Linked DNA regions of Homo sapiens: region 1 is linked to region 2. A link is an interaction called in ENCODE POLR2A ChIA-PET data of the cell type or tissue named here. Cell type or tissue: endothelial cell of umbilical vein. All regions are shown on one strand. Each heading gives the region's core, and the rest is flanking DNA. Links, peaks and the distances in the headings are about the cores only.

Region 1 (11,443 bases), core at 1,960-4,459, 77 kb after region 2:
CACCAACTGTAGTACTCATCTTTCTCTCTCCTCTCCCTCAACTTTTTGATCTGGCCACCTCCTACTCAACCTCCAAGTCTCAATTTAAAAGCTACCTCCTCTATGAAGCTTCCCTGTCTTTTCAGACAGAGTTCAGCCTGACAGATCTGGCTTAGTCACTTATGAGCTGTAGGACTTGTGCCAGATTTCTGTAGTTCTCAGAGCCCCAATTTGCTCATGTGTAAAATGGGGGCTTCACAGGGTCATCATGAGGTTTCAATGTGTTCATGGATGATAAAAGTACATAGCAGAGCTCCCAGCCAAGGGAGTTCAGCAAATGTCAGTTCCTGTTATTGGCCTTCTGTGGCATTTTATTCCCTTTTCTATTATCATAATTATCTTATTTGTAGCTTGCACATCTCCCCAATAATTGGTGAGGCTTTGAGGGCAGGATCCTTATTTTCTCTTTTGTATCTCCAGCCCTGGCACCAGCAAACATTTGTTGATTGAATGTATGAAAGATTATCTGGTACCATCTCCCAGAGCATTGGGCTCCTGGGAACTGTGGCCTGGAAGGAGTGGGGTGCTGGGGCTTCCCATGCTTCTCAAATGCAAATAGTTCTGAGAAAGATCACTAGACCAGCCAACCCTCAGCTGGGCTTGGTTGGTGTGCAGCTGAGAGAGACCACCATCTAGGGACCTGGGTTAGGAAGATGTATGCCCTGGGGGCAGGAAGATGGAAAACAACTTTGACCACTGCCAGCCTAGGCTAGGTCACTCTGAATAACCTTATGGTGTTTTGAATCAATTTTTTTTTTAAAAAGCAGAGCATATACAAATAAATAAAATAACAACAATCATCTTTTAGGCCTCCCAAATCTTGTGTGTTTCTGGTTCTCCATCCATTGATGCCAGAGGTTCCTAAGACTGGTCCATGAAGGCAAAAATAAAAATAAAAAAGGTTGCAACCTGTGGGCAAATGTGTGTGGGGAGGGACATGGGAGGGAGGGAACTGCCCACTCACAGCAGACTCCAGGTCTCCCTGCAAGGCTGCGGGCATTTTGTTTGGCCCAGCCTCTCTCCTCCTGTGTCTAACACTGTGGCCACCCGAGGAAACTGAAGAAAGGGCTTCCTCTGGGCTGGTCAGCTGCTGACCTGCTCAGGCTCATGACAGCTTTCAGACAGTGGATCCTCAGCAAACCCCTAAAGGGGATGGCTGAGGCTGAAAAGAGAGGAGGCAGGATGGTTTCTGCAAAGAACCAGGATCGCAGATGCGGCGCTTGGCCACGCTCCCCACCAGTCCGAGCTTGCGTGTGCTCAAATCACTGTCTACGCCGCTGTAGCTGCTGCCTGGCTTTCCCTGTTCCATCTCACCACTGGCACAACCTTGGGGCATGGGCAGAACTGGAAAGAACTTAGGCCGGGTGCAGTGGCTCATGCCTGTAATCCCAGCCCTATGGGAGGCCGAGGCAGGTGGATCACCTGAGGTCGGGAGTTCTAGACCAGCCTGGCCAACATGGTGAAACCCCGTCTCTACTAAAAATATAAAAATTAGTTGGACGTGGTGGAGGATGCCTGTAATCTCAGCTACTCGGGAGGCTGAGGCAGGAGAATCACTTGAACCTGGGAGGCAGAGGTTGCAGTGAGCCAAGATCAAGCCACTGCACTCCAGCCTGGGTGACAGAGCAAAACTCTGTCTCAAAAAAAAAAAAAAAAAAAGCATGTGCAGAACTGGAAAGAACTTAGGCCAGGCGCAGTGGCTCACGCCTGTAATCCCCAACACTTTGGGAGGCTGAAGTGGGCGGATCACCTGAGGTCAGGAGTTCAAGGCCAGCCTGACCAACATGGAGAAACCTCATCTCTACTAAAAATAAAAAATAGCCAGTTGTGGTGGCGCACGCCTGGAATCCCAGCTACTCAGGAGGCTGAGGCAAGAGAATCACTTGAACCCGGGAGGCAGAGGTTGCAGTGAGCCGAGATTGAGCCATTGCACTCCAGGCTGGGCAACAAGTGTGAAACTCTGTCTCAAAAAAAAAGAACTGGAAATCACCTGATTTCCATCAACACTTTCACAAGTGCCTGTTGTGTGCCTGACCCTGAGGATACAAATAATGATGCTGATAATTAGTATTAAATATGTGCTTACCTCATGCCAGGCCCAGCCTAAGCACTTTACAGATAACAGCTCATTTAGTTATAACGCTGGACGACAGATGTTATTCTTGTTACTTTCATTTTACAGATGAGGAAACTGAAGCACAAAAAGGGTAAGTAACTGTCCCAAAGCCACATAGACAGTAAGTGGCAGAGCCTTGATTTGAACCCAAGCAGTCAGACTCCAGGCTCTTGGCCACTTGAGGTGCTCATGGGTTGGTGGGTTTCTGTGGATGACAGACAAAGAAACAGGCCATTTCAGGGATATTATAGATTTAGTTTCTCTAAGCCACTTAAAACAAAATGCATTTGCCTGTCGTCAGGGTGTCAGCTACTAGCCCCACCCTGGGAGTTAGGTAAAGGATCTCTGGAAGACATAGGTAAGCTGAGATTGGAGAAGGGAGAGAGGGTGGAAAGGAGACCCAAGACAAGAGAGCAGCATGGGCAACGGTGTGTGGACAGGAGTGAGGTGCAGAGAAGAGCAGTGTCTGGCTCCGGGGCCGACAGAGAGCTGGTGGTACAGCCAGACCCAGAACCCAGGTCTCCAAACCCCTATACCTATCCCACATTGTCTGTTAGGATTCCCGCTGCAGCAAGCCCAGCCAGTGTTGTAAAACTGCTGCTAAGTACTGGGAGACTCAGAAGAGCAGAATATGGACCTTCTAGCTGGGAGCATCCTACAGATTTGTACGGATTGATTGAGGAACAAGACCAAGTAGTAGAGGGCAATTACTCAGCATTTTGGCAGAGATGAGCAGCTCCTAAATCAGTGCTTGTGGTGCCCTTCCCCATCTTTCAACTTCATTTCTCTCTCTGTCTTTCCCCTCTGTAGTAGGTTGAAAAATTGTCCCTCAAAATACGTCCAGGCCAGAGACAGTGGCTTACGCTTGTAATCCTAGCACTTTGGGAAGCTGAGACAGAAGGATCGCTTGAAGCCAGGAGGATCGCTTGAAGCCAGGAGTTCCAGACCAGCTTGGGCAACATAGCGAGACCTCATTTCTACAAAATTTAAAAATTAGCCAGGCATGTTAGTGCATGCCTGTAGTCCTAGCTATTCAGGAGGCTGAGGCAGGAAGATGGCTTGAGCCTAGGAGTTCAAGGGTGCAGTAAGCTCCGATCACTCCACTGCACTCCAGCCTGAGATCCTGTATCAAAAAAAAAAAAACTATATCCTAATTCTGAAAACCTGTGAATATTACCTTATTTTGTAAAAGGGTCTTTGCAGATTTAATTAAGTTTAGGGTTTGAGATTGGGAAGATTATCTTTGATTATCCCGGTGGGCCCTAAATCCAATCACAAGTAACCTTATAAGAGAAAGGCAAGGGATGTTGGCCAGACAGAGGAGAAAGCCATGTGAAGACAGAGAAGAGACAAAGCAGCCACAAGCCAAGGAAGGCCACCAGCTACCAAAAGCTGAAGAGGCAAGGAATAGACTCACCCCTTGAGACTCCTTAGGGAGTACTGCCTTGATTTAGGACTTCTGGCCTCTAGAATTGTGAGAAAATAAACTTCTGTGGCTGTTGCTGTTGTTGAGACAGTCTCATTCTGTCGCCCAGGATGGAGTGCAGTGGTGCGATCATGGCTCACTGCAACCTTTACCTCCTGGGTTCAAGCAATTCTTGTGCCTCAGCCTCCAGAGTAGGTGAGATTACAGACATGTACCACCACACCCAGCTAATTTTCATATTTTTAGTAGAGACAGGGTTTTGCCGTGTTGGCCAGGCTGGTCTTGAACTCCTGGCCTCATGTGATCCACCCACCTCGGCCTCCCAAAGTGCTGGGATTACAGGCATGAACCACCACACCCAGCCATTGTTTTTTGAGACAGAGTCTTGCTCTGTCACCTGGGCTGGAGTGCAGTGGCATGATCATGGCCCACTGCAGCCTCAACCTTCTGGGCTCAAGCGATCTTCCTGCCTTAGCCTCCCATGTAGCTGGGACCACAGGCACATACTGCAACATGGGCTAATTTTTTGATTTTTTTTTTTTTTTTTTTTTTTTTTTTTTGTAGAGCAAGTCTCATTATATTGCCCAGGCTGGTCTTGAACTCCTGGGCTCAAACAATCCTCCTGCCTCGACCTCCCAACTTGCTGGGATTACTGGCGTGAGCCACTGCACCTGGCAACTTCTCTTGTTTTAAGTCATCAAGTTTGTGGAGATGTGTTACAGTGGTCACAGGAAACTTAATAGGCCTTCCCCCAGCCCTTTTTTCTCACCTCCTTTTCTGATCTTTCTCCTCTGGGAAGAAGTGAGGAAACAGTGATGGAGAAAGGGGGTTTTTCTGATTTAAGCTTCAGGTCATTTCCACCCTGAAGGTCTTCTGTCCTCCTTGGGAGTCTGATCATTTAAAGCCTCCTCTTCTGCTCTTTGCCAAGCCCTATATCCTTATCCTATGTCACCAGACATGTCCTGGCCACAGTCTGGGACATCGCTCAGCCTCTCACTTACACATGGGACTTGGGACCCAGAGAGAGGCTCTGACTTGCCTCAGGTCACACAGTGAATTAGTGGCAGCTCCAGGGCAAAGACAGGTGCATCCTTCTCCAACATCTCTCCTACTTTGTTTCCCAGCTGCTGCTAGCACAGAGCGGGGCTCACAGTAGCCATTTGGTAACTGACCAAGAGAGGCAATATGGGACAATGGTGAACAGCATGGGCTTTGAAAACACATGAACCGGTGCATTGGACTCTCTCTCTCTCTCTCTCTCTCTCTCTCCCTCTCCCTCTCCCTCTCCCTCTCCCTCTCTCCCTCTCCGTCTCCCTCTCCCCTTTCCATGGTCTCCCCTCTCCCTCTCTTTCCACGGTCTCCCTCTCATGCCAAGCCGAAGCTGGACTGTACTGCCACCATCTCGGCTCACTGCAGCCTCCCTGGTTGATTCTCCTGCCTCAGCCTGCCCAGTGCCTGCGATTGCAGGCACGCGCCGCCACGCCTGACTGGTTTTCGTATGTTTTTGGTGGAGACGGGGTTTCGCTGTGTTGGCCGGGCTGGTCTCCAGCTCCTAACCGCGAGTGATCCGCCAGCCTCAGCCTCCTGAGGTGCCAGGATTGCAGACGGAGTCTGGTTCACTCAGTGCTCAATGGTGCCCAGGCTGGAGTGCAGTGGCGTGATCTCGGCTCACTACAACCTCCACCTCCCAGCCGCCTGCCTTGGCCTCCCAAAGTGCCGAGATTGCAGCCTCTGCCCGGCCGCCACCCCGTCTGGGAAGTGAGGAGCATCTCTGCCTGGCTGCCCATCGTCTGGGATGTGAGGAGCCCCTCTGCCTGGCTGCCCAGTCTGGAAAGTGAGGAGCCTCTCTGCCCGGCCACCATCCCACCTAGGAAGTGAGGAGCGCCTCTTCCCGGCCGCCATCACATCTAGGAAGTGAGGAGCGTCTCTGCCTGGCCGCCCATCGTCTGAGATGTGGGAAGCGCCTCAGCCCCGCCGCCCCGTCTGGGATGTGAGAAGCGCCTCTGCCCTGCCGCGACCCCATCTGGGAGGTGAGGAGCGTCTCTGCCCGGCCGCCCCGTCTGAGAAGTGAGGAGACCCTCCGCCTGGCAACCGCCCCGTCTGAGAAGTGAGGAGCCCCTCCGCCCCGCAGCCGCCCCGTCTGAGAAGTGAGGAGCGTCTCCGCCCGGCAGCCACCCCGTCCAGGAGGGAGGTGGGGGTCAGCCCCGCCAGGCCAGCCGCCCCGTCTGGGAGGTGAGGGGCGCCTCTGCCCGGCCGCCCCTACTGGGAAGTGAGGAGCCCCTCTGCCCGACCAGCCGCCCCGTCCAGGAGGGAGGTGGGGGAGTCAGCCCCCCGCCTGGCCAGCCACCCCGTCCGGGAGGTGAGGGGTGCCTCTGCCCGGCCGCCCCTACTGGGAAGTGAGGAGCCCCTCTGCCCGGCCGCCACCCCGTCTGGGAGGTGTGCCCAGCAGCTCATTGAGAACGGGCCATGATGGCAATGGCGGTTTTGTGGAATAGAAAAGGGGGAAAGGTGGGGAAAAGATTGAGAAATCGGATGGTTGCTGTGTCTGTGTAGAAAGAAGTAGACATGGGAGACTTTTCATTTTGTTCTGTACTAAGAAAAATTCTTCTGCCTTGGGATCCTGTTGATCTATGACCTTACCCCCAACCCTGTGCTCTCTGAAACATGTGCTGTGTCCACTCAGGGTTAAATGGATTAAGGGCAGTGCAAGATGTGCTTTGTTTAACAGATGCTTGAAGGCAGCATGCTCGTTAAGAGTCATCACCACTCCCTAATCTCAAGTACCCAGGGACACAAACACTCTGCCTAGGAAAACCAGAGACCTTTGTTCACTTGTTTATCTGCTGACCTTCCCTCTACTATTGTCCTATGACCCTGCCAAATTCCCCTCTGCGAGAAACACCCAAGAATGATCAATTAAAAAAAGAAAACACATGAACCAGAAATTGAGGCCTGGCTCTGCCATTTACACACTATGCAGCCTTAGGGAAGTCACTTCATCAATCTGAGCCTCAGTTTCCTCATCCATAAACTGGAAATAATAATAGCACTCCTTCAGAGCTATCCTGGAAGACAGTAGAGTATGGATGTTAACAGCATGGGGTCTGGCTGGGTGCAGTGGCTTAAGCCTGTAATCCCACCACTTTGGGAGGCTGAGGCAGGCGAGTCACCTAAGTTCAGAAGTTTGAGACCAGCCTGGCCAACATAGTGAAACCCCATCTCTACTAAAAATACAAAAATTAGCCAGGCGTGATGCCGTGCACCTGTAGTCCCACCTACTTGGGAAGCTAAGGCAGGAGAGTGCTTAAACCTGGGAGGCGGAGGTTGCAGTGAGCCGAGATCTTGCCACTGCACTCCAGCCTGGGCAACAGAGTGAGACTCCATCTTAAAAAGAAAAAAAAAAAAAAGAGCATGGACTCTGGAGCCAGAATGCTTGGTTCAGGTCTCAGCTCCATCATACATTAGTTATTTGATGTGGGGCCAGGCATGTTGACTCACACTTGTAATCCCAGCACTTTGGGAGGCTGAGGCGGGAGGATCACTTGAGCCCAGGAGTTCCAGACCAGCCCGGGCAACATGGTGAAACCCCACCTCTACAAAAAATACAAAAGTTACCCAGGCATGGTGGCACATGCCTATAGTCCCAGCTGCTGGGAGGGTTGAGGTGGGAGGATCACTTGAGCCAGGGAGGTGGAGACTGCAGTGAGCCATGATCACACCACTGCATTCAAGCCTAGGCTGCAACCTCGAGATTTTTTTTTTTTTTGAGATCCTGTCTCAAAAAAAATTTTTTTTGGCCAGGTGCGGTGGCTCACGCCTGTAATCCCAGCACTTTGGGAGGCTGAGGCGGGCGGATCACAAGGTCAGGAGATTGAAACCATCCTGGCTAACACGGTGAAACCCTGTCTCTGATAAAAAAAAAATACAAAAAATTAGCCTGGCGTGGTGGCAGGAGCCTGTAGTCCCAGCTACTCGGGAGACTGAGGCAGGAGAATGGCGTGAGCCTGGGAGGCGGAGCTTGCAGTGAGCCGAGATCACGCCACTGCACTCCAGCCTGGATGACAGAGCAAGACTCCGTCGCAAAAAAAAAAAAAAAAAAAATTAGCTGGGCGTGGTGGCGCATGCATGTAGTCCCAGCTACTCAGGAGGCTGAGGCAGGGGAATTGCTTGAACCCAGGAGGCGGAGGTACATTTTTTTAATAAATAAATAAAAATAAATACTTTTTTTTATTTGGGCAACTGTGCCTCAGTTTCTCCACCTGTGATTTGGTGATAATAAGAGTCCCTACCTCATAGACTAAATGAGATATTTTATGTGTAAGATAGAGCCTGGCAATACTAACTTCTGGATAAATGATACTTCTCATTAAATAGTACCAGAGGGTTGTCAGAAGCACTACATGACCATGAAAGCAACTAGCTCAGCGATAGGGGATCATAAATGTCTTATAAATGGCACCTGTTGTCTTTGCTGTCACTTCTTACTGAAGGACTGTGGGGAACAGGGCTGCAATTCCCGGGCCCCACAGGTTTCCTGGCCAGGCTGAGGGTCCTCCCATCACCTGTAGGCCCCTTACTTCATTCCCTGAAGCCCAACTTTCTAGAGCATCTTCTGATGTTCCGATGTACGTTATAGATTTAGTTTCTCTAAATCCACCCAAAATGCATTTACCAGTTGTCAACCACTTATCAGCAATTAAGCTTCCATTTTAGATGTCAAGACAGAAATACATTTTGCTGCAGAGTGGGGAGGTGTTCAGACAGGTTGTCAGACTCAAGTTCTTATTGTTCTGTTCGGTTTAGCAAATAATTCATAGACTTATACACTTATATACACTTCCATAGACTTAAAGCCAGAAGAGACCCTAGAGAGGTCCATTTTACAAAAGTGGAAATGGAGGCCCTGGAGATTACAGTGAATCAGGGACAGAGATAAGGGAGGACCATACTGCACGCTTTTATTGTTGCTGTTTGAGACAGAGTCTCTCTCTGTCACTCATACTGAAGTGCAGTTGTGTGATTGCAGCTCACTAGAGCCTTGACCTCCCTTTTTTTTTTTTTTTCCCCCAAGAAATGAGGTCTCACTGCTGGGCGCGGTGGCTCACACCTGTAATCCCAGCACTTTGGGAGTCCGAGGAGGGCGGATCTCGAGGTCAGGAGATCCAGACCATCCTGGCTAACACAGTGAAACCCCATCTCTACTTAAAATACAAAAAAATTAGCCAGGCGTGGTGGTGGACGCCTGTAGTCCCAGCTACTTGGGAGGCTGAGGCAGGAGAATGGCGTGAACCCAGGAGGCGGAGCTTGCAGTGAGCCGAGATTGCGCCACTGCACTCCAGCCTGGGCGACAGAGCTAGACTCTGTCTCAATTAAAAAAATAAAAAGAAAAAGAAATGAGGTCTCACTATGTTGCAGAGGCTGGTCTCAAACTCCTGGCTCAAGTGATCCTCCTGCCTTGGCCTCCCAAGTGCTGAGATTACAGGTGTGAGCCACTGCACCTGGCCTGCAGTTATTTTTTTAAGCTTAAACAAATTTGCAAAAATACCACACACATAAAGAAAGTTTACATAATATATCTTACTGTTTAGAAAACAATACTGTAATCCCCGAACCTGCCATCCAGTGCAAGAAATAGAATTGATACCAACACCTGTAAGGCCTCTAATGCTGTATCTGTTTAAATAAGGGGTCTGTACAGCCTGGGCAACATAGCAAAGCCCTGTCTCTACTAAAAATACAAAAAATTAGCCAGGTGTGGTGGCACACTCCTGTAATCCTAGCTACTCAGGAGGCAGAGGTTGCAGTGAGCTGAGATCATACCATTGCACTCTGGCCTGGGTGACAGAGTGAAACCCTATCTCAAAAATTAAAATAAATAAATAAGTAAATAAATAAATAAATGGGTCTGCAGAGGGGTCAGCTGCCCATAGAACACAGAAAGAATCCATTAAAAGAGATTCTTCTAGAAAGAAACCCATGAAGGTAGTTCTGGGTTCTCTGTTCTTCATTTTTCCTCTATGGTGGAGCCTAGACTGTAAGCTTGAATATTCCATCATCATTTGCTTTTTCTTTTTTTTTTTCTTGAGACAGGGTCTTGCTCTGTCATCCAGGCTAGAGTGCAGTGGCATGATCACTGCTCACTGCAGCCTTGACCTCCTGGGCTCAAGCAATCTTCCCACCTCAGACTCCCAAGTAGCTGGGACTACAGGCACATGCCACCACACTCAGCTAATTTTTGTATTTTTTGTAGAGATGAGGTCTCACTATGTTGCAATGCTAGAGACAGGGTTTTGCCATGTTGCCCAGGCAGGTCTTGAACTCCTGGGCTGAAGCAATATGCTTGCCTTGGCCTCCCAAAGCGCTGGGATTACAGATGTGAGCCACCGTGCCTGGCATCATTTTCAAAACCAGACTTTTTCCTTGGTGATGGTTCTAGCCAAATGTTTTAGCTCCTCAGTGTCATCGTGGTTTCCCGCCATCAGGAAGCTGGTAGTCCTTCTCCCAACTGAAGCGGTCACCACATTTGATTTCCACTATCAGGAAATGAATATATCACTATTTTCATAACAGCTACCATGTATTGAGTGTGTGGTTGTTCTAGGCAGTAGGCTAAGCAGTTTCCATTTTATCACTTAGTTTTCACAAGAATCTTAGGAAATCACCATTAATAAACCAATTTTTCAAATGAAACTGATGCCTAAAGAGGTTTAAAAACTTTGAGTATGTGAGGATGGGGTAGAAGCAAGGATTGTCTTACTCTAGGGTCAGATCTGGGTTTTGTGGGGCCTGAAGCTTAGGCTACTGGGGGGGACCATCTTTAAGAAAATGATAAAAAAGGCCGGGCGCGGTGGCTCACGCCTGTAATCCCAGCACTTTGGGAGGCCGAGGCGGGTGGATCATGAGGTCAGGAGATCGAGACCATCCTGGCTAACATGGTAAAACCCCGTTTCTACTAAAAATACAACAAATTAGCCGAGCGTGGTGGCGGGCGCCTGTAGTCCCAGCTACTCGGGAGGCTGAGGCAGGAGAGTGCGGTGAACCCGGTAGGCGGAGCTTGCAGTGAGCTGAGATCGCGCCACTGCACTCCAGCCTGGGCGACAGAGCGAGACTCTGTATGAATTAAAAAAAAAAAAAAAGAAAAATGATTAAAAATTACAAATACAAATTTTGGCTGTGTGTGGTGACTCATGCCTGTAATCTCAGCACTTTGGCAGGTTCACTTGAGGCTAGGAATTCAAGACCAGTCCGGGCAACACAGTGAGCCCCGACTCTACTTTGGGAGGCCAAGGCAGGCAGATCACGTGGTCAAGAAAGCGAGACTATCCTGGCCAACACGGCGAAACCCCGTCTCTACTAAAAATACAAAAATTAGCTGGGTGTGGTGGCGTGCGCCTGTAGTCCCAGCTACTCGCTTGAACTCAGCAACCAAGGAGAATCGCTTGAACTCAGGAGGCAGAGGTTGCAGTGAGCCGAGATCGCACCATTGCACTCCAGCCTGGTGACAGAGCGAGACTCCGTCTCAAAAAAAAAAAAAAAAAAAATTATCAGACATAGTAGTGGCTCCCGTCTGCAGTCCCAGCTACTTGGGAAGCTTAGGTGGAAGGATCCCTTGAGCCCAGGAATTGGAGGTTGCAATGAGCCATGGTTGAGCCACTGCACTCCAGCCTTGGGGTGACAGAGCAAGACCCCCTCTCTAAAAAAAAAAAAGCCACAAAAATACAAATTTTTATAAGAAAGTGCTGGAGTAAAAGGAGATAATGTGTGACTGAGTGATCTTAACCAATTGCAGTTAAAAAATGTTTTTAACAAATTTTACAAAAAACGTTCACTCTGTGAACACATCATTCATTAGGACCTCCCTC
Region 2 (11,443 bases), core at 3,411-5,910:
TGCTTGAGCCCAGGAGTTGGAGGCTACAGTGAGCTATGATCTCTGCACTGCACTCCAGCCTGAGTGACAGAGAAAGACACTGTCTCTAAAAAAATAAATAAATAAAAAAGAGCTAGAGAACCTTCAGTTTTTTTTCTTTTTTTTTTGCTTTGCTGAGTTTCATTTTGTTTTTGTTTTTTCTTTTTTTTTTTTTTTTTTTTTTCAGATAGAGTCTCACTTTGTCACCCAGGCTAAAGTGCAGTGGCATGATCTTGGGTCACTACAACTCCTCTTCCCAGGCTCGAGTAATCCTCCAACCTCAGCCTCCCAAGTAGCTGGGATAACAGGTGCCTGCCAACAAGCCCAGCTAATTTTTTTTGTATTTTTGGTAGAGATGGGGTTTCACCATGCTGCCCAGGCTGGTCTCCATCTTCTGAGCTCAAGCCATCCACCTGCCTTGGCCTCCCAAAGTGCTGGGATTACAGGTGTGAGACACTGTGCCCAGCCTGTTTTGCTGTTCTGTGTGTGCATATAGTGAGAACTTCCAAAAAAGACTTTGCTATGGAGGGGAAAGAGGGTAAAAACACAGCTACAAGGTATACCAGCAGTGGGCATCTGAGCCACCTGTGCATACTGCAATAGAAAGTTCCACAGATCCCATCTCCTCCTTCGTGGGGTTCCAAGAAAGCCCATGCCGAGATGATTTTCACTTTCTCCCCTGACCCTAGCCCTTGGTTGCATTTGAACTTTCAATGCTAGAAGCCAAAAGTAAGACACCTAATAGAAGTCTCAGGAACCATGACAAGGCCAGGACAAAAAGAATTTTAAGCAGGGAGAATTTTTTTTTGTCCCTGTCTGTATTAGTCAGAGTTCCCCAGAGAAACAGAACCAATAGGAGTATATATATATATAATTTACTTATTATGAGAATTGGCTCACAAGATTATGGAAGCAGAGAAGTCCCACAATCTGCCTTTTGCAAGCTGGAGAACCAGAAAAGATGGTGGTACTAAGAATGGGGGTTTGTGGGCAGGGAAGTGCTGGTATAAGTCTCAGAGTCCAAGGATTGAGAACCAGGAGCTCCAATGTCCAAGGGCAGGAGAAGATGGATGTTCCAGCTCAATGAGAGAGAGCAAATTTTCCTTCCTCCTCTTTTTTGTTCTGTTGGGCCCTCAGTGAATTGGACAAGGGCCCTTGTTCTTTGGGCCCTCAGTGAATTGGATCATGCCCACCCACATTGGTGGAGGCAATTTTCTCTACTCAATCTACCAATTCAAATATTAATATCTCCTGGAAATACTCAGAGATAATGTTTTACCAGCTATCTGGGCATCCCTTAGCCCAGTCAAATTGACACATAAAATTCACCATCACACTGTCCTATGCCCCCTCCACACCTTCCAAAGAATCACAATATGTCAGCACCTTGTGTCTACCATGTCTAAACTTGCACTTTCACTTTCACTCATTATATCTTTCTGCAATTTAATTTTTTACATGTAGAAGTATTACTGTGTCATCAGAAAAAAAGGCAATAAAGATATACATAAAAAGAAAGCTAACCAAGCTGGAGTTGGCTCACTTTTGCTGGTTTGCAAACAACAAATGATTACCCAGTATGATTGAGGCCAGTGCAAAGTCTGCCAAGAATCATAGAAAGTCAGAATAGGAAGGAATAAAATAGCCCTCAATTCTCCTATCATCCCCAAAATGGCATGATTTTAAGTTCCCTCTATTCCTTTCCTCCCTCATGTTTCAGGGCAACCGTTACTACATGCATTTCATTCATTCATTCATTCATTCATTCATTCCACAAACATTTATAGATCCTTTATTCTGAACCAAGAATCATGCTGGGTACTTTACATATACTACCTCTTAAAGGTTATAGGGGTCATTATTGCTAGTATATTGCATATACTATCTCTTAAAGGTTATAGGGGGTCATTATTGCTATCTTGCAGACTGGGAAAACAAGGCTCAGACAGGGAAAGTCACTTACTGGTCACACATCTAGTAGGATCTAAACCAAGACATGTGCAACATCAAAGCCCAAGTCCAGGAGGAAATGGACTGTATTCCAAAGCAAATAAGCTATGCACTCAGGCAGCCATTATTGGCTGGGTGGCTTTGGGCAAGTCATTGAACTCTTCTCAGCAGCAGTTTTCCCACCTCTGCAGAGTAAGTGTATACCCACCTATTTCATGTAAGCTAAGTGCTTTGTAAATCGTAACACATAATACAAAGGAAAGGCATCTCAGCTCTTCAGGGACTAGGTCTCACTCGTCTTTGGACCTTTTGGTGCTTTCCCCCCTAGTGTTTGCCTCCATTAGTGTTCATCCCCCATTAGCGCAATTAGGACAGTCTTCCTCTCATGCATCTTATTTCTCCCTCCAGCCTGGGACTTCCTCGACGACAGGAATGATGCTTATTAATTTCTGATCCCTTTCTGTCCCTAGTACAGTGTCTGGCCTGCATCCCTCCATTCCTTTACATTTTTATGCATTTCATAAGAAATGGCTGAGTGCCTAACATGTGCCAGGCACTACACAGACTGTAATACAGCAAAAGTCCCAAGTTTCCTGGACTGGAGGAGTGGAGAAACAGGACAACATTAAACACAATTACTTAATAACAATTCCATTAAGTGCTGCAAAGAATCAGGTGATATGCCAGGAGGGATTGGGGGAATGCAGGGTGGGGACCTAACTGAATTGAGGAGCCAGAGAAGGCTTCCTAGAAGAGGTGGCATGGAGCCTCAGAGAGGGTAAGGAACATGCTCAAGGTCACACAGCTGGTAAGTGGCAAAATTGGGATTTTAACCCAGGAATGCCTGAGTACAAAGCCCATACTCTACTAGAAAACACTGTCTCTTATCTGTCTTTTATTTCCTCCACCTTTTACTTCCTTGACTTTTTTTTTTTTTTTTTTAGATGGAGTCTTGCTCTGTCGCCCAGGCTGGAGTGCAGTGGTATGATCTGGGCTCACTGCAACCACCACCTCCTGGGTTCAAGTGATTTTCCTGCCTCAGCCTCCCGAGTAGCTGGGATTATAGGCGTGCGCCACCACACCCAGTTAATTTTTGTATTTTTAGTAGAGACGGGGTTTCACCATGTTGGCCAGGCTGGTATTGAACTCTTGACCTCAAATGATCTGCCCACCTCAGCCTCCCCAAAAGTGCTGGGATTACAGGTGTGACCCACCATAGCCCAGCCCCCTACTTCCTTGACTTTTATTGACGAGAAAGGAGTAAGACCTGTCCAAATGAATGCTCTAAAGCAATATTTTTTCCCAGCTTTTGGGGGATCACAGATTCTTTTAAGAATCTAGTGAAATCCATGAAACCTGTCTCCAGAATTCCATGTATACAGACAGACCCACAAAATCTTGCATACAATTTCAGGGAGTTCATAGGCATTCTGAGGCCCAGGTTTAGAATTCATTCCATGGAGGACCATCCGACCTTATAGTGAGATGTCAGAACCTCAGAAAGAGACACCAGGACCCCATAAACAGCTCAAATCCCCAGAGAGATCTCAAGACCCTATAGAAAGAGTCTCAAGATCCAGTAGAAAGATCTGGGATCCTGTAGAGGCCCCCAAGTTGCTACAGAGTAACAGCTGGGGCTTTGCAGAAATATTCTCAAGAGGCTATAGACATAGAGGAACCTCAACCTCTCATGAAGCTGGGGTCCTCAAAGCAGACTTGGAGAGCTATAATTTTGGGGGGTTTTTTGTTTTTTGTTTTTTGAGACAGGGTCTGGCCTCTGTCACCCAGGCTGCAGTGCAGTGACACAATCACCCCTCACCACAGTCTCAAACTCCTGGGCTCAAGCAATCCTCCTGTCTCAGCCTCCACAGTAGCTGGGACTAGAAGCGTGTGCCACCACGTCCAGTTAATTTTTAAATTTTCTGTAAGGATGATGGGGGGGGGGTCTCACTATGTTTCCCAGGCTGGTCTCAAACTCCTGGAATCAAGCGATCCTCCCACCTCGGCCTCCCAAAGTGGTGGGATTACAGGCATGAGCCACCATGCCCTGCAGAGGGCTATAATTCTTAACCCTTGTTGGATCACTGACGCCTTTGAAACTTCGAAGAAAAATGCAACACACACAACATGTTACACAATTACAAGGGGTTCACAGACCTCTGAGAGGACATCGGTAGCCCCAGGGTACAGAACTCTGGTTCTTGAGGTGCGGCAAGAACGTAACCCCCGCCCCCCAAACACCCCAAAAACCTGGAGCAGAACCACAGACCCGAGGCACAAACTTTAGGATGAAACAGACCCCGAGTTGCATCCTGGCCCTGCCGTTTACTAGCCATGACCTTGAACACTCACCTAGAAACCCTCAGGCCTCAGCATCTCACCACCCAAAAGAGAGGGCTGGACACCCTTCCCTCCCCAGCCTGGCCCCCGCGGCGTGCGCTCCGTGACGGGTGGGGCGCTGGCGCTTGACAGGACTCAGCCTCTCTCCCCTCCTGCGCCAGTGAGCCATGAATCCGGCTGCGGCACTTCATGAAATACTCATGGGCCGACTGCACCAGGCTTGCGGGCGGCGGGGGAGGGGGCCGGCGCGTTCGCCGTTTGCCGCAGTGACAGCTCCGCGCCGCCAGCCGGCCGCGGGCCTGGGAAGCCGCCGGTGCCGGGCGCGCTCTCGGCCTTTCCCACCCACCAGGCAGGGCGTTCCCGCCAGCCGGCTTCCTGCAGCCGAGGGCCGGGGAGGAGGGACGGCGCTGAGGGGCCGCAGGGCCTGGCAGGCCTGGTTCCTGGCTTTCTCTCCGCGTTTCCTGAGCAGGACCGGCCGGGGGATGGGACCCAGCGCAAACCTCCTACCCCGGGAGCGCAGCCAGGAAATCGCGTCCTTGTTAATTCAGGTTCCTCCTTTGCGCTGAACGGGGCTGCTTTCCGTCCGCGATCAAGTGGGCATGATGCGACCCACTTATCCCAGGAGGAAGCGGAGAGACGAAATGGCAGCTCCCGACCCCACGACACAGCAAGATTCCAACCCCATGATGTCAGTGTTAACTCCATCCTATGGATGAGAAAGCTGAGGCTTTGAAAAATGAAGTGACTTATCCAAGGTCATCATAAAAATATTACTACTAATAAAATAACATGCTTACTACATACCAGGCACTGTGCTACAAATACTCCAGGTGTTTTTTGTCATTGGGTTCCTGTAATCTATGAAGATAACTGTTGTTCCTAGTTCATAAATGAGGAAACAGAACCAGAGGCCAAGTGGCATCTCCAGTGATGCACAGCTACGAAATAACAGAGCTAGGAATTAAACTCCAGCCTCCTGTTTCCAGAGCTCAGCCTTTCTCTATCCTGCTTCAGCACTTCAGTTGAGTAACCATGACCTTGTCTCATTTGTTTCTGGGTCCTCAGAGCCTTACCGAGAACTTGACACAAAGTAAGTGCTCAGAGGTGACTAAGGGAACCTTACATGGAAGTTCACACTTAGAAGGACTGATAGGAGGCATCTGTCACGTCACCCTTTCTAGAGCCTTCAGCCAAGTGAAAACTTAGCCTCTGCCTGAATACTCACTATCATGATAAACTCTCCCCCTCTCCACACCCCCATCCCATTCCCTTGTTGGACAAATAGATTTGGTTTAAACGTAAATGCTCCTTTTTTTTTTTGAGACGGAGTTTCGCCTTATAGCCCTGGCTGGAGTGCAATGGCATGATCTTGGCTCATTGCAAACTCCGCCTCCCGGGTTCAAGTGATTCTCCTGCCTCAGCCTCCCAAGTAACTGGGATTACAGGCGTGTGCCACTACACCCGACTAATTTTGTATTTTTAGTAGAGACAGGGTTTCATTGGTTGATCAGGCTGGTCTCAAACTCCTGACCTCAGGTGATCCACCCACCTTGGCCTCCAAAAGTGCTGGGATTACAGGCACGAGCTACTGTGCCCAGCCTTAAATGCTCCTTTTTTTGTCCGTGGTTTCTTGTAAACAAGGCCAGGCCATTTTCCTCCCTGTGGCCACATTACATATTGCATGGTATTCTTAGCCATTCTATAAGGGTAGACGGTTCAATAATTTTAAGTTCCTCGTAAACTGGGACAAGGTCAGCTGTTCATCAAAGCTGTTCCCCTTCCACGTGTAGAGTTGTTTCTGAGAAAAGCAGCCAGACTACATTTTCCAGCACTCCTTGCTAATTAGGTACATAACTCGTGTTCACCAGTGGGATATGGGCAGAGAACATGAATGCCATGTCCTGGCCAAAGTGGTGAAGAAGGATGTATGCTTGCTCAAAGCTCTTTTCTCTCATCTGCCAATCAGATGTCAACACCAGGGGGCCCTTGGAAGCTACAAGTTGAACGGGGCAGAGCCTTAGTCAACCTGGGTCTCACTCATCACTTGACTGAGGGGGGCACACATTGAACTAATTTCTATTGTATTTAGGCGTTGCGATTTCAGGATTTATCTATCATAGCAGTTGGCATAACTAGTATGGGACTACCTTGGGCTCACTGTTGTATCCTCCACATGACAGAGCACAGTGCTGGTTACACGAAAGATGCTCAAAAGACATCTTCAACTGTGTCCAACTGCCTCAGCTGGTCAGAAGCCATCTCTGTTCATCTGATGTCTTATGTAATGTGTTTTCCAAAAAGGGTTTCAAGGTAGTTTCATTGCAGCCTCGAGACCATTTGACTGATAATTAAAGAACAAGAATTCGGGAGCGATAAAAGCCTGGCTCAAAGGCCAGTGGGGAAAAAGGAAAGAAAGATGAAATACGGACTAATTAGGGTAGAAATGGTGGGCTGAGTTTTCTAAGGATAGTAACTGTGAAGAACAAACAAATCATGGTTCTGAGTTTCCTGGCAGTCAAAGCAAAGAGGGAACCAGGATGAGTTACAAACTGTGTAGGAAGTAGTAAACATGTGATTGAATACACAGACCCTGGAGGCAAATTACATTGTTTTGAAACCCAACTCTACCACTTACTAGTCACACGACCTTAAGTAGTTGTTTAATTTCTCTGTGCTTCTGTTGCTTCTTCTGAAAAACAGGATAATATAATAATAAACCCCTTTCTTAGGGTCCCTGGAAGGATTAAATGACTTCAGACATATTTAGTTCTTTTTTTCATTTTGTTTTGTTTTTTGAGGTGGAGTCTCGCTCTGTCGCCCAGGCTGGAGTGCAGTGGTGCAATCTCAGCTCACTGCAACCTCTGCCTCCCAGGTTCAAGTAATTCTCCTGCCTCAGCCTCCTGAGTAGCTGGGATTACAGGCACCTGCTGCCACGCCTGGCTAATTTTTGTATTTTTAGTAGAGACAGGGTTTCACCATGTTGGCCAGGCTGGTCTCGAAATCCTGATTCGAGTGATTCACCTGCCTCAGCCTCCCAAAGTGCTGCGATTATAGGCATGAGCCACCGCGCCCAGCTGCATATTTCATTCTCATAACAGGCCTGTTACATGGTAAATCGTATAGAAGAATTAGCTATTGCTGTGATATGGTTGGAAGAATCAGGCCAGTGATTTGGGAGAGACAAATTTTTCCCTGCATTAAACTCTCAGGGAATGTATTACACATGTGACCCTAATACAATGGATGGTTCCTCAATCAGACAGAGTTGTGCCCCGTGTCACATGGTTGTTTCTTTTTTTTTTTTTTTTTTTTTTTTTTGAGACAGAGTCTTGCTCTGTAGCCCAGGCTGGAGTGCAGTGGCACGATCTCAGCTCACTGCAACCTCTGCCTCCTGGGTCCCAGTTCAAGCAATTCCTCTGCCTCAGTCTCCCGAGTAGCTGGGATTACAGGCACGTGCCACCATGCCTAGCTAATTTTTGTATTTTTGGTAGAGACAGGGTTTCACCATGTTGGCCAGGATGGTCTTGAACTCCTAACCTCGTGATCTGCCTGCCTCGGCCTCCCAAAGGTTGTTTCTCTTATTTTTGGTCCAGACAAACCTTGGTATTCTACTCACTGGGTAATTCTGGGGCAGGATACTAGGGTAACCTAAGGCCCTAGGGACCTTTCTGCTGACAGGCCAGGTAAGTGTAGTAATGAAGGGCAAAGGGGTTAGTGTCAGACAGACCCAGGAACGTTTGTTAACTTCTTCAAGCCTCAGTTTCTTCATCCACACAGTGAGAACAATAACACAAAAACACCATGAAAGGGTTGCTATAAAGATTACATGAAAGAATGTACATAAGGCCAGGCACGGTGGCTCATGCCTGTAATCCCAGCACTTTGGGAGACCGAGGCGGGTGGATCACCTGAGATTGGGAGTTCAAGACCAGCCTGACCAACATGGAGAAACTCTGTCTCTATTAAATATATAAAATTAGCCAGGCGTGGTGGCATATGCCTGTAATCCCAGCTACTGGGGAGGCTGAGGCAGGAGAATCGCTTGAACCTGGGAGGTGGAGGTTGTGGTGAGCCGAGATCACACCATTGCACTTCAGCCTGGGCAACAAAAGCAAAACTCCGTCTCAAAAAAAAAAAGAAAAAGAAAAAAAAAGAATGTACATAAAACGTTTATCACAATAACTAGTATTATAGGAAGACTTCAGTATACAACCACCCACAAAATAAAAAGGAAACTAGCAAAATAAAACAGAGAATATCACGTAGAACCCCTGGAAGAAGCAGAATAATTTTTAATGTTTCAAAAATTGGAACAGAGGCCAGGTGCAGTGGTTAATGCTTGTAATCCAACACTTTGGGAGGATAAGGTGGGAGGATTGCTTGAGCTCAGGAGTTTGAGACCAGCCTGGGCAACAAAGTGAGACCTTGTCTCTACAAAAAATAAAAAAATCAGCCGGGCACAGAAGGCTGAGGTGAGAGGATCGCTTCAGCCTAGAAGGGCGAGGCTGCACTGAGCTACAATTGCGCCACTGTACTCCAGCCTGGCGACAGAGCTAAATTCCGTCTCAAAAAAAAAAAAAAAATGCCAGGCGCAAGTGGCTCATGTCTGTAATCCCAGCACTTCGGGAGGCCAAGGCGGGTGGATCACGGGGTCAGGAGATCGAGACTATCCTGGCTAACACAGCAAAACTCCGTCTCCACTAAAAAAAACACAAAAAATCAGCCAGGCGTGGTGGTGGGTGCCTGTAGTCCCAGCTACTTGGGAGGCTGAGGCAGGAGAATGGCGTGAATCCGGGAGGCGGAGCTTGCAGTAAGTCGAGATCGAGCCACTGCACTCCAGCCTGGGCGACAGAGCAAGACTCTGTCTCAAAAAAAAAAAAAAAAAAAAAAAAAGTGGAACAGAAATGGCACATTTCCCCCAGAATGTGGTCCTGGGCTGTCCAAAGCATCATTTCTTTGCTTCTGGCTGGAATTCTCTTGGCGTAACTTAGTGTGGTATCAGCTCAGACTGGCCAGTTTTTGAAGCCACCCTGGCCTGGAGACGTGCTGCAAAGCCAGAATGACCACCCTGCCCCAACAACAGACTGTCTTTGATGGGGGCTGAGAACCTGAAGCTTCCCTTATTGAGTGCTTCCTAGGCACCCAGTGCTGTGCTGAGTTTTACACACATTCCCTCGTCCAGCCCCCACAGTAGTCTCAAGGCACGAGCCCTATTCATAATCACATTTTACAGATGAGGAAACTGAGGCTCAGAAAGGCAACATGGGCCAGGCACAGTGGCTCACGCCTGTAATCCCAGCATTTTGGGAGGCCAAAGCAGGTGGATCACTTAAGGTCAGGAGTTCGAGACAAGCCTGGCCAACATAGCGAAACCTCGTATCTACTGAAAAACACGTACAAAAATTAGCTGGGAGTGGTGGCATGCACCTTTAGTCCCAGCTACTCGGGAGGCTGAGGCACAAGAATTGCTTGAACCCAGGAGGCGGGTGTTGCAGTGAGCCAAGATCTCACCACTGCACTCCAGCCTGGGCGAAAGAGTGAGGCTCTGTCTGAAAAAAAAAAAAAGAAAGAAAGAAAGAAAAAAGAAAGCAAGCCAAAGTGACCTGGCCACAACCACACAGCCAAGAGGAGACAGAGCTGGGACCTGAACAAGATGTGTCTGGTGCCATTATGTGTTCCTAACCATTAGATCGCACACTGCCTCTGCCCTCCAACCTGACCCAGAATCTAGCTTCTTTCATTAGCCACCTGTCTCTTCCCAGGCCGTCTGATTATATCGAAGATCTCCCTGGACACACCTGCTGCTGGGACCAACCACTCTTCCTCTCTGGCCCCAGGGCAGCCCCTTACCCTGTGGGAGCTGTCTCCTGGGCAAGCCAGACAAATTTCACTCGAGTGCCCCTTCACCGATGAGAAGCTCTGAGTGGATGAAAAATCAGCTATCAGTGTAATCACCCCATTCCAGCCTGCAGCTCTTCTAGTTGGACTCTGCCTCCAGGCTCCCCCACCTCCATTCCTTGTTTTTGTTTTTGTTTTTTGAGATGAAGTCTCGCTCTATCACCCTGGCTGGAGTGCAGTGGCATGATCTTGGCTCACTGCAAGTTCTGCCTCCCTGATTCAAGCGATTGTCCTGCCTCAGCCTCCTGAGTAGCTGCAATTACAGGTGCATGCCACCACACCTAGGTAATTTTTATATTTTTAGTAGAGATGGGGTTTCGAAATGTTGGCCAGGCTGGTCTCAAACTCCTGACCCCAAGTGATCTGCCCGCCTCAGCCTCCCAAAGTGCTGGGATTACAGGCGTGAGCCACCACGCCCGGCCCATTTCTTCTTTTACACCCAGCTTGAGTGATTGGTTTCAACACTGGTCTAACTGTATCATTCCTTTGCTAAATAATCTTCAATAGCTCCCTGTTGCTCCCAGGATAAAGTTCAAAGTAGATAGCTTGGTCAAGTCCCCAAGGCCCAGCTTATTTCTCCAACCCTCTCTTTCTTCTCAGGCACTCTAGACTCTCAGCACCCCCGAACTCTAGACTCTCAGCACCCCTGAATCATTCACCATTTTCAGCCTCAGACCCTTTGCACATCTGTGTGTCATGAAATGAACAGAAGTATGGATGAGCTTTCACACATATCCTGGGCTGTGAAGCTGTTGGATTCCATCAGCCTTACCTTCTCTGGGTGGCAGCAAAGACTTCCTGCCTTCTTGCAGAAACTTCTCTGCTGGACTGGAGTTGACCATCAACTGTCTGGAAAAGGGACCTGTCAGGAAGAGGGCACCAGCAGTTCCAACTCTGTGTAGAGCCCCAGTAAATGAGGACCTTATCTTGTACCCAAATCTAAGTGTCAGAGGCTACCTCGTGAGCTAGGTGTCAGGGAGTTCCCCCTGCAGCAAAAGGAAGCTAGGTTTCCCACCCGGTCTGTGTGATGCCTGCATCCAGGCTCTTAGCCACTACTCCATACTACCTCCTTGACTGAGGCAGAATTCACCTCTGTATATGTATAATGTATATGTATATATGTATAATGTATACAGTACAATGCTGTCCTAGCCTTGACCTCCCAGGCTTAAGGCATTCTCCCACCTCAGCCTCCTGAATAGCTGGGACTACAGGCATGCACCACCACACCCAGCTA

Evidence for each region. Peaks named below come from ENCODE experiments on the same cell type or tissue, not always from the same donor. Only the 100,000 strongest peaks of a DNase experiment are listed, where the experiment ranks them.
Region 1: POLR2A ChIA-PET joins it to region 2 with 5 read pairs; 8 of 35 experiments call an interaction of 5 or more read pairs at or near these places.

Annotation. Positions count from the first base shown.
Region 1 is chr1:23,251,908-23,263,350 of GRCh38, forward strand. No RefSeq gene overlaps it. Among named protein-coding and RNA genes, the nearest start is that of LINC01355, 28 kb to the right of the region's middle. RefSeq lists an enhancer at 11,370-11,443. In endothelial cell of umbilical vein, for the core only: no CTCF peak of the experiment used is centred there; no DNase peak of the experiment used is centred there.
Region 2 is chr1:23,173,171-23,184,613 of GRCh38, forward strand. It overlaps a transcript of LUZP1 not described here. Among named protein-coding and RNA genes, the nearest start is that of LUZP1, 10 kb to the left of the region's middle. RefSeq lists silencers at 4,419-4,518, 4,609-4,838. In endothelial cell of umbilical vein, for the core only: a CTCF peak has its summit at 4,630; a DNase peak (open chromatin) is centred at 4,711; H3K4me3 peaks cover 787 bases; H3K27ac peaks cover 1,810 bases.